2 separate regions of the Homo sapiens genome follow, and region 1 is linked to region 2. A link is a contact called in ENCODE Hi-C or POLR2A ChIA-PET data. All regions are on one chromosome and are shown on one strand. The core of a region is the stretch at or near the end of the contact, and the rest is flanking DNA. Distances in the headings are between cores, read along the strand shown.

Region 1 (4,176 bases), core at 287-2,786, 41 kb after region 2:
GGCAACATACTGAGACTCCATCTCCACTTAAAAAAAAAAAAAAAAGAAAAAGAAATGTATAAAGATGTAGATAACTGAGGAATAGGTAAATACACTATTTTCTTAGACTGGAAATCTAAATAATGTTAAGATGCCCACTCTTAACATTAATAGTCAGGTGGATAGAATTGCCCTGTTGGAGAATTACTTCTCCAACAGGGCAATTACTTCATCTGGAATTACTTCATCTGGAATTCTAAGACCATGTCTTAGAATTCAAGATGCATAACCCAACAGTTTCCTGTAAAACTTGAAAAGCTGATTCTAAAGTCAATATGAAAATGCAAGAGACTTAGAATAGTCAAAACAATCATAAAAGAAAAACAGGTTGGGTAACTTTCACTATTTGATTTATAAAGCTATAGTAATTAAGATAATTTGCTATGAAGAAAGAATAGATTCTATCCATCTGACTACTAAAGTAAAACAAAGAAAATATAGATCAACAAAACAGAATAGAGGATCCAGAAAAAGATTCACACATAAATGGCCATCTAATCTACATTTTCTCCAACTTAATTCAATGGGGAAAGAGTAGTCTTCAACAAGTTGTTATCAGGAAACTGGCCCTGGGAAGCGAATGTGCTTCTCTTAAGATTTTACAGCTTAGAAAATGACAGCACTGAGATGTGAACTCAGGTCTGACTGCTCTGAGTCCATGATTGCTCTCAGAGTCCACACTCAATCTCTACCCTTGCCAATCTGCCACTAGAGGACTTCATGGAGTCTTCTACAAAGTGCCTGGACACCTGACTCAACACCCGGGCTCTCCTGCATATGAGATTCCCAGACCAGATGGTAGGACACTCGGGCTGATGAACAGCTACCATGCTTGAGGTTTATACCTACAAGTCCGAAGGAGTTATTCACCAATGAGGGGGATTAAACCCGCAACCCATATGCTATCTCTGTGAACTGGAAGGTCTTAGTTATAAAGCATAAAATTAAGCTGAACACATATTTGAGGCCTATTAGTATCACATAGGAGCTTTTAAAATTTCCCTAAAGCAATTAAATCAGAATGTTTAGGGGAAGAGTCCAGACACCAGTGGTATTTTAAAGATTTCCCCTCATGAATACAACAGAGAGCAGTTTGAGGAACCACTGAGCTAAAGCATTTTCTTCCAGTTTGCACCCACACCCCAGTGAAGCAAATACAATTATCAGATGATGGGACGCATCTGACACTCCTAAATCTCCAGCAGCAGAAATTTCCTCTTGGAAAAATCCAAACAAAACAAGTCCTCCCTCCTTAACTTGCTTTCTTAGCTCAAACTCCAAGCTATGGAAAGTTAACTTGGCTCCTCTTAAGCTATTCCCTAGCAAACTAGAAGACTGACAAATTGTCCCTTGATGAGATTAATGTCTCACAAAATGCCCAGGTACAATTCAAGTTCACATCAGAAGTAAAACCAAAAACTGTGGGGGAGAAAAGTTTTTGAAACAAAAATTTTAACGTATTATGGACAATGTAAGAAGCACTACTGGGTCATTCTAATTTTGTCAGAAACTTAGAAAATAACATTAGAAGAGGAAGTCCAACCAAAGTATCACATGTGTCCAGGGAGATAACTTCCACACACACCACACAGTTTCACTTTGACAACACTGTCAAGAGGCTCTCTACGAATCTTCAGAAAGGAAACCGATCTACAGACTAATAGACAAAAGATTAGTTTGAGCCATATGAAATTGCTAGTTTTGTAAAAAGGCCCAAAGGAGTTGAATATATGTAATTTCTTTTTTTTAAAGAAGAGTCTTGTTCTGTCACCCACGCTGGAGTGCGGTGGCACGGATCTCAGCTCACTGCAACCTCCACCTCCTGGGTTCAAGCAATTCTTGTGCCTCAGCCTCCCAAGTAGATGGGATCACAGGCGTGCACCACCATGCCAGGCTAATTTTTGTATTTTTAGTAGAGATGGGGTTTCACCATGTTGGTCAGGCTGGTCTCGAACTCCTGGCCTCAAGTGATCCACCCACCTTGGCCTCCCATAGTGTTGGGATTACAGGTGTGAGCCACTGCACCCGGCCCTGAATATCTGTAATTTCATACTATTCAGTCTAAATATAAAGCAATATACAGTCTACAGTGAAATAAAAATAGCTTTAAATAAAAACAAAAGTTCTGTTTTAAAACTAAGACCACAACACTGTATGGCTCAGTTGCTGACAAAATTTGCTATCAATTGTCTGTCCACATCCACTGAGAAAACCCAGAGGGAGACGGGGTGGGAAGACTGGGATGCAGCCAGAGAGCTACAGGTGGCTGCAATCTTCTCACCATCAGCGCATGACGGTGCATTTATTTTTTTTACTTCAGGTTCTACTTATTGCATAGGGCGGCAGACATGACTTGGGAAGGGTGCACAAGCCCAGCCTCTCTGTGCATTATGGGAGGGCACCTTCCACTTCCTACTCAGTCTGTGGTAGAGGAGGCTGTCTGCTGCTCTGACCACTGACCTAAAAATATACCTGCCCTGCAGCAATGCCAAGAAAAGAGAAGGAAAAGATCAAGGCCAGGCGCAGTGGCTCACACCTGTAATCCCAGCACTTTGAGAGGTCAATGTAGGCGCATTACCTGAGGTTTGGAGTTCGCGACCAGCCTGGCCAACATGGTGAAATGCCGTCTCTACTAAAAATACAAAAATGCACCACCATGCCTGTAATCCCAGCTACTTGGGAAGCTGAGGCATGGGAATCACTTGAACCCGGGAGGCGGAGGTTGCAGTGAACTAAGATCATGCCACTGTGCTCTAGCCTGGGCGACAGAGCAAGACTCTGTCTTGAAAAAAAAAAAAAAGCCAGGAGTGGTGGCTCACACCTGTAATCCTGGTACTTTGGGAGGCCAAGGCAGGAGGATCCCTTGAGCCCAGGAGTTCGAGACCAGCCTGGGCAACATAGGGAGACCCTGTCTCTTTAAAGAAAAAAAAAGGAAATGGTCAAGAGGAGAGGGTTCTCAAATGAAAAGATTAAAAGAAACAGGAATTCTTCCCCCAGAAAGATGAAGAGTACCTGATAATATGAACTCTGGATGGAGCATCCAAGAGAATATATACATGTATTCCTGGAGTATCCATATTCCCTGCATACAGGGAATATGCATTTCCCCCCAAGTTACAGAATTCTAAAAAGAGAACCACACAGTATCACATAAATGGTTAAACAATACACTTAGGGTAACTACAAATATTTCTCAACACAGAAATCTATAGAGAGCACCCCTCTGAGATACACTACATACATATATTCCATATATTCTTCTAGGGCAGATCTGTAATAAATGATAAAGGAAAACTAGAAAGTCTGCAGGGACTCAACACACCTTAGAAGGTGGAAGATGAAGGACAGACAGATACTTTACCTCAAACTATCCTTCAGAGTAACTCTAAAGAAAGTGAAGACGAGCAGTTTTATCCAGAATAAAAAGTTTCCCCAAACTTTCTCAATTCTGCAAAAAAGTCTGCAAACAGCAGAGAGGAGCACCAGCAAGCAGGCTCAGGTACTGCTGTAGCTTTACCTGGCATTCAGGACAAGCCAACCCAACATCAAAATCCACAACTCAGAAGCCAACCCACTGCAGGAACCACCACGGTTCTTCAAATTAGATACAAAGTCAAGAAATCTTGAGCTAATTAGGCCACAGATCTTAAGGAAAAGTCTCTATGCCTAATGTATTTGATAATACAAAAGCTGGGATGACAAGCCCATCCTGATTAATGAAACTGTCCTCCATTCCATCGTAGGTCTAGCATTCAGATGTTTAGCATTCAGGCTCAGATCTATCCTGGCCCTAAGTCAAGGTAGGCAAGGGCAAATGGGAGATCCAGTCTCACTGGTGGCTGGGGCTGAAGATCTTCAGCTATCCTTAATCCAGGCTCAGTTTGACTAAAGGGACCCTCTTCCTCCAACATGGAGCCAACTCCCCAACTCATGTGCTCTAAGCTATAGAAGTAACCCCTTGAGACTTGAAGATGGACACATCCCCTGCTTCTGTGTCCCAGATAGCTAAAAAGTAAAAACAGGAGATAAGGCACTGTCCCCACTGCAGAGGTTATACGAACCCATGCTGGGAATATGACTTGTGACTGACGACATTCTAACATGAGCAAGTACAATGTTCAGCACACTATTGCCATG
Region 2 (3,686 bases), core at 998-3,497:
GAGGCTGAGGCAGGAGAATCACTGGAGCCTGGGAGGCGGAGGTTGCAATGAGGCGAGATTACACCATTAGACTCCAGCCTGGGTGACAGAGCGAGACTCCATCTCAAAAAAAACCCAAAGTGACAGCGAGCAAATGACAAAGCTGGGCCAGACTCCTGCTCTGTTCGACTTCTCCACCACCGGAGGCCCACCGTCCTACCGAGGATGGAACCATGCACAGGGGGCCAGCAGTCCATGCTTACACACATCCAGGAAGGAACCAAGAAGTCGCCATGCAGCCCAGCCCTGAGGGGACCCCATTGCCACTGGAGTCTGCCTGCCACGCAGAAGCCCGCAGGTGCCTGGGACACTATCCGAGTTACTGGGCCAGTCCTCAAAGGTGGCTACGGAAGAGGCTGAATGGCAGCCACTGTCCTAACCCCCACTTTCCCCCAGAGACTTTCTGATGTGGGAAGGAGCAAGGCAGAGCTGGGTGACCTGGGACCTGGAGTCTCATGTGGGTATCAGAAGCTGAACAGGTAAAAAGGGAAGGCTTGAAAAACATTTTGTCCCACATTCTACCTTTTTATCAATCACCTAATTGTTAAAATAGTTTTCTACCTTATAAACACCCCCAACTGAGAGGTGCCTGGCAGAGGGGAAAATGGAATCTGGAGCTAGGCAGGTATGGCTTTGAACTTGAACTGCAAATGTTCAAGTGAGTCATTTTATCTCTCCAACCCTCCACTTTACCAGCCAGAAGCAACATTCAACTCTTGAAACCACAGTCTTGAACAAATCATTCTTAAATTCTAGAGTTTACTAGTAGGTTATCTCCAAACTGACAGATTAGTAGGTAAAGAGCAACAAAGCCTTCCCAAGAAAGCCCTGTGTTGGTCCCAAGGACCTCACTTCTAACCTGTCATAGAGAAATGATGGAAGAAAAGAGCTGAAAGACAAGGCCCAGGTTGCCAAGTGCCACCCTTCCATTGAAAAATGGCGTACCATCTTTCCTATCTCCGGGGCCTGGTCCATCAGCAGTTTCTTGGTTATCAACTGTAACTACCAGTGGGGGAAAACTAGCAAAATTTGCCATCTGTTTCTCAACTCCCTAAAACATGATACACTCCACTCACTGCAACACACTGAAATCACCTTGTATATTCTCCTACTTTGACCCTATATTTCTGCAAAATTTCTCTAAAATGGATCTTCAGGGAAGCAGGGGACAGTGGGGGGACACCAGAGCAGGACAAGCTGAAGTATAGTAATTATTTTAGGGAAATGTTAGCAATTCTGTACAAACTTTGAATAAAATGAAAATTTTACTTTAAAAAAGCGAGGCTAGCAATATCAGAAAAATAAACAAAATGAGGATAGCAATAGCAAAGGCACTGGGAAATCATGGCAAAAGATTAAAACTTTACACAGCTTTGTGTGTGCATATGTGTGAGCGTGTGAGACAGAGAAAAAAAAATAAGACCTGGTAGGATCTGAATAACTAGGAGCTTGCCTTAGCGCATCTTTTCCTATATAGTGTATACTATTCAATAAAAATCTAGCTCATTACTGCTAACTTAATGTCATTTCCGAAAATGCATCATCTCTCATTAACAATAGTCCAGGATGAAGAAACAGCCCATTAAACAAGCAATGATTTCTCTATCCAAATCGCCAGCAAATACTACTCACCTGATTGACAGACTCTGATATTCCAGCCATTGTTCAAGCAAAATTACTCATTCCTCACAAACCTGGCTGGAAGCCTTCTGCATCACACCTGTGACAGTCTGTGGCGGCCTTTTCCAGACAGCATAAAAGAACAGTAGGATGTCCAGGCCACACTGCACAGGGCCTGGGGAGAGCCCTTTAATGCCATTATTCACTGATTTTTATGGCCCAAAGAAGGTAACATAGTATTTATCAGTATTTACCATTTTTTCTATCTTCTAGAACTTATAGCCCTCTATTAAGTATGCTCAGTTTTCATCAACTATCCACCAGGTTTATGAAAACCTCAGTGTACAATCAAACACTTCATCTTTTCTGAAAACAATCACTCTCTTGGTGAAATGATACACAATGAAAAATAAATTTTAAAACAGTTTCCTTTAAATAATAAATTGCACTGTAAATTTATCCATGTAACCAAAAACCACCCGTACCCCAAAATCTACTGAAACAAATTTTCTTTTTTAAAGGGAGTGGAGAAGGAAACCTGTGGTTTGAGAGGGACCCAAGCAGGAAACATCAGCCAAGTGCACGGTGCAGACATCTTCCGGAGTCTGACGCAAACCAATGGGTAATGAGATACTAAAGCACTGTAATCTCTGCCTAGCCGGTTGATGATAGCAAGAAATTCTGGTGATTTTTTTTCTTGAGTGAGATGTAATTTTTTTTCAAAAGTGTTCTTATCTTCTAGAGATAAGTAATAAGGTATTACAGATAAAATACAATTACAGATAAAATACAATTGAGGCCAAGGGTATGCATCAGAAGAATCTGGGTTGGGGGTGGAGCTAGCAGAGGGCCAGGGGAGAGACGGAGTTGAATTGGCTACAAGTTGATCGCACTTGAACTTGAGCAATGGGTACAGGCAGGTTCAAGACACCCTTCTCTCCACTTTTGCAAATTTTTATAATTGTCCATTTTGAAAAAAAGAAAAGTTAAAAGTAAATAAAACTTCACAAAACCAACCAAACCCCCGAAATTCACCCTGTAAACATCATTTTCGCATCAGACGTAAAAGGACAGAGCGTGTGTGTGTTTATTTACTGGGAGGACCGCCTTAAAGTATTAAATAACATTCAAAGGTCTTTAAAAATTAAAAAAAAGTTAATAAACCTTGTTGTTCAAGTGAACACTAGTATTACTGGACATTCGAGTACATGAAATCCAAAAGTCATCACTCACCTTTTTCAGAGCACAAGCCTTTATGACTTTTTCATATCGTTCCTTTTCGTATTTCTTCCCAAATAAAATATTACTCCTCAGAGTTCCCGAGAACACCCAGGGCTGCTGAGACACATAGGCAATTCTTCCATGCACGCTGACCAGCCCGTGACTTGGGGCCAATTCCCCGAGCACGGCACTTAACAGTGATGACTGAAACAGATTGTAAAAAAGCACATGTTCAGTCAACACTCGAGACAAGAATAAGCCACTGCAATGCAGCCTTGCCCAGCCCTGGGAGCTTGAAAAACACCATTCATTCATTTAAAAGAGCACAGGAAGTTGTGATTAAAAATTGGAAATAACATAATGGTCCACATAAACTAGTAGTTTATAAGGAATATTAACAAAATAGAGTGTAACAATCTACTCTGCCCTAATGAGTTTCCCTAAATGAGTTTCATGCCCCTAAATGAAATGGTACACGGAACAAAGATCAACTAAGAATGTTTACAGCAACAGAGTAGCCAAGCATGACATATATAGTTCATATATCCAATACTGAATGCATTGTTCCTGCATGCGGGTATCTTTTTTGACAAAGAACTAATCCTAGAAATGCTGTATGTAAATAACATATCCTGGCCAGGTGCAGTGGCTCACGCCTGTAATCCCAGCACTTTGGGAGGCCGAGGCGGGTGGATGACTTGAGGCCAGGAGTTCGAGACCAGCCTGGCCAACATGGTGAAACCCCATCTCTACTAAAACTACAAACATTAGCCGGGCATGGTGGCACGCCTGTAATCCCAGCTACT

The links. Hi-C counts contacts between places; a loop is a spot of excess contacts on that map. ChIA-PET counts read pairs that join two places held with the same protein, here RNA polymerase II (POLR2A). Pooled maps may share reads with other maps.
Region 1: a map of natural killer cell shows a loop between it and region 2 (15-fold over the local background). The contact joins two enhancer-like sites. A Hi-C loop is called at or near these places in 1 of 168 maps with a recorded cell type or tissue (natural killer cell), 7 of 37 single-sample maps with no recorded cell type and 5 of 50 pooled maps. POLR2A ChIA-PET finds 5 or more read pairs at or near these places in 4 of 52 experiments (AG04450, GM12878, WTC11 and 1 more).

The regions. Positions count from the first base shown.
Region 1 is chr13:95,225,940-95,230,115 of GRCh38, forward strand. All of the region lies in intron 4 of ABCC4 (ATP binding cassette subfamily C member 4 (PEL blood group)), which reads right to left. Among named protein-coding and RNA genes, the nearest start is that of SNORD13G, 18 kb to the left of the region's middle. RefSeq lists a silencer at 656-950. Within about 2 kb of position 1,537, at least 5 of the 41 ENCODE cell types and tissues checked have a DNase peak (open chromatin) inside an H3K27ac peak, as active enhancers do.
Region 2 is chr13:95,183,809-95,187,494 of GRCh38, forward strand. It overlaps ABCC4 (ATP binding cassette subfamily C member 4 (PEL blood group)), which reads right to left. Exons shown (of 31, transcript NM_005845.5): 11 at 2,893-3,084. Among named protein-coding and RNA genes, the nearest start is that of SNORD13G, 25 kb to the right of the region's middle. Within about 2 kb of position 2,248, at least 2 of the 41 ENCODE cell types and tissues checked have a DNase peak (open chromatin) inside an H3K27ac peak, as active enhancers do.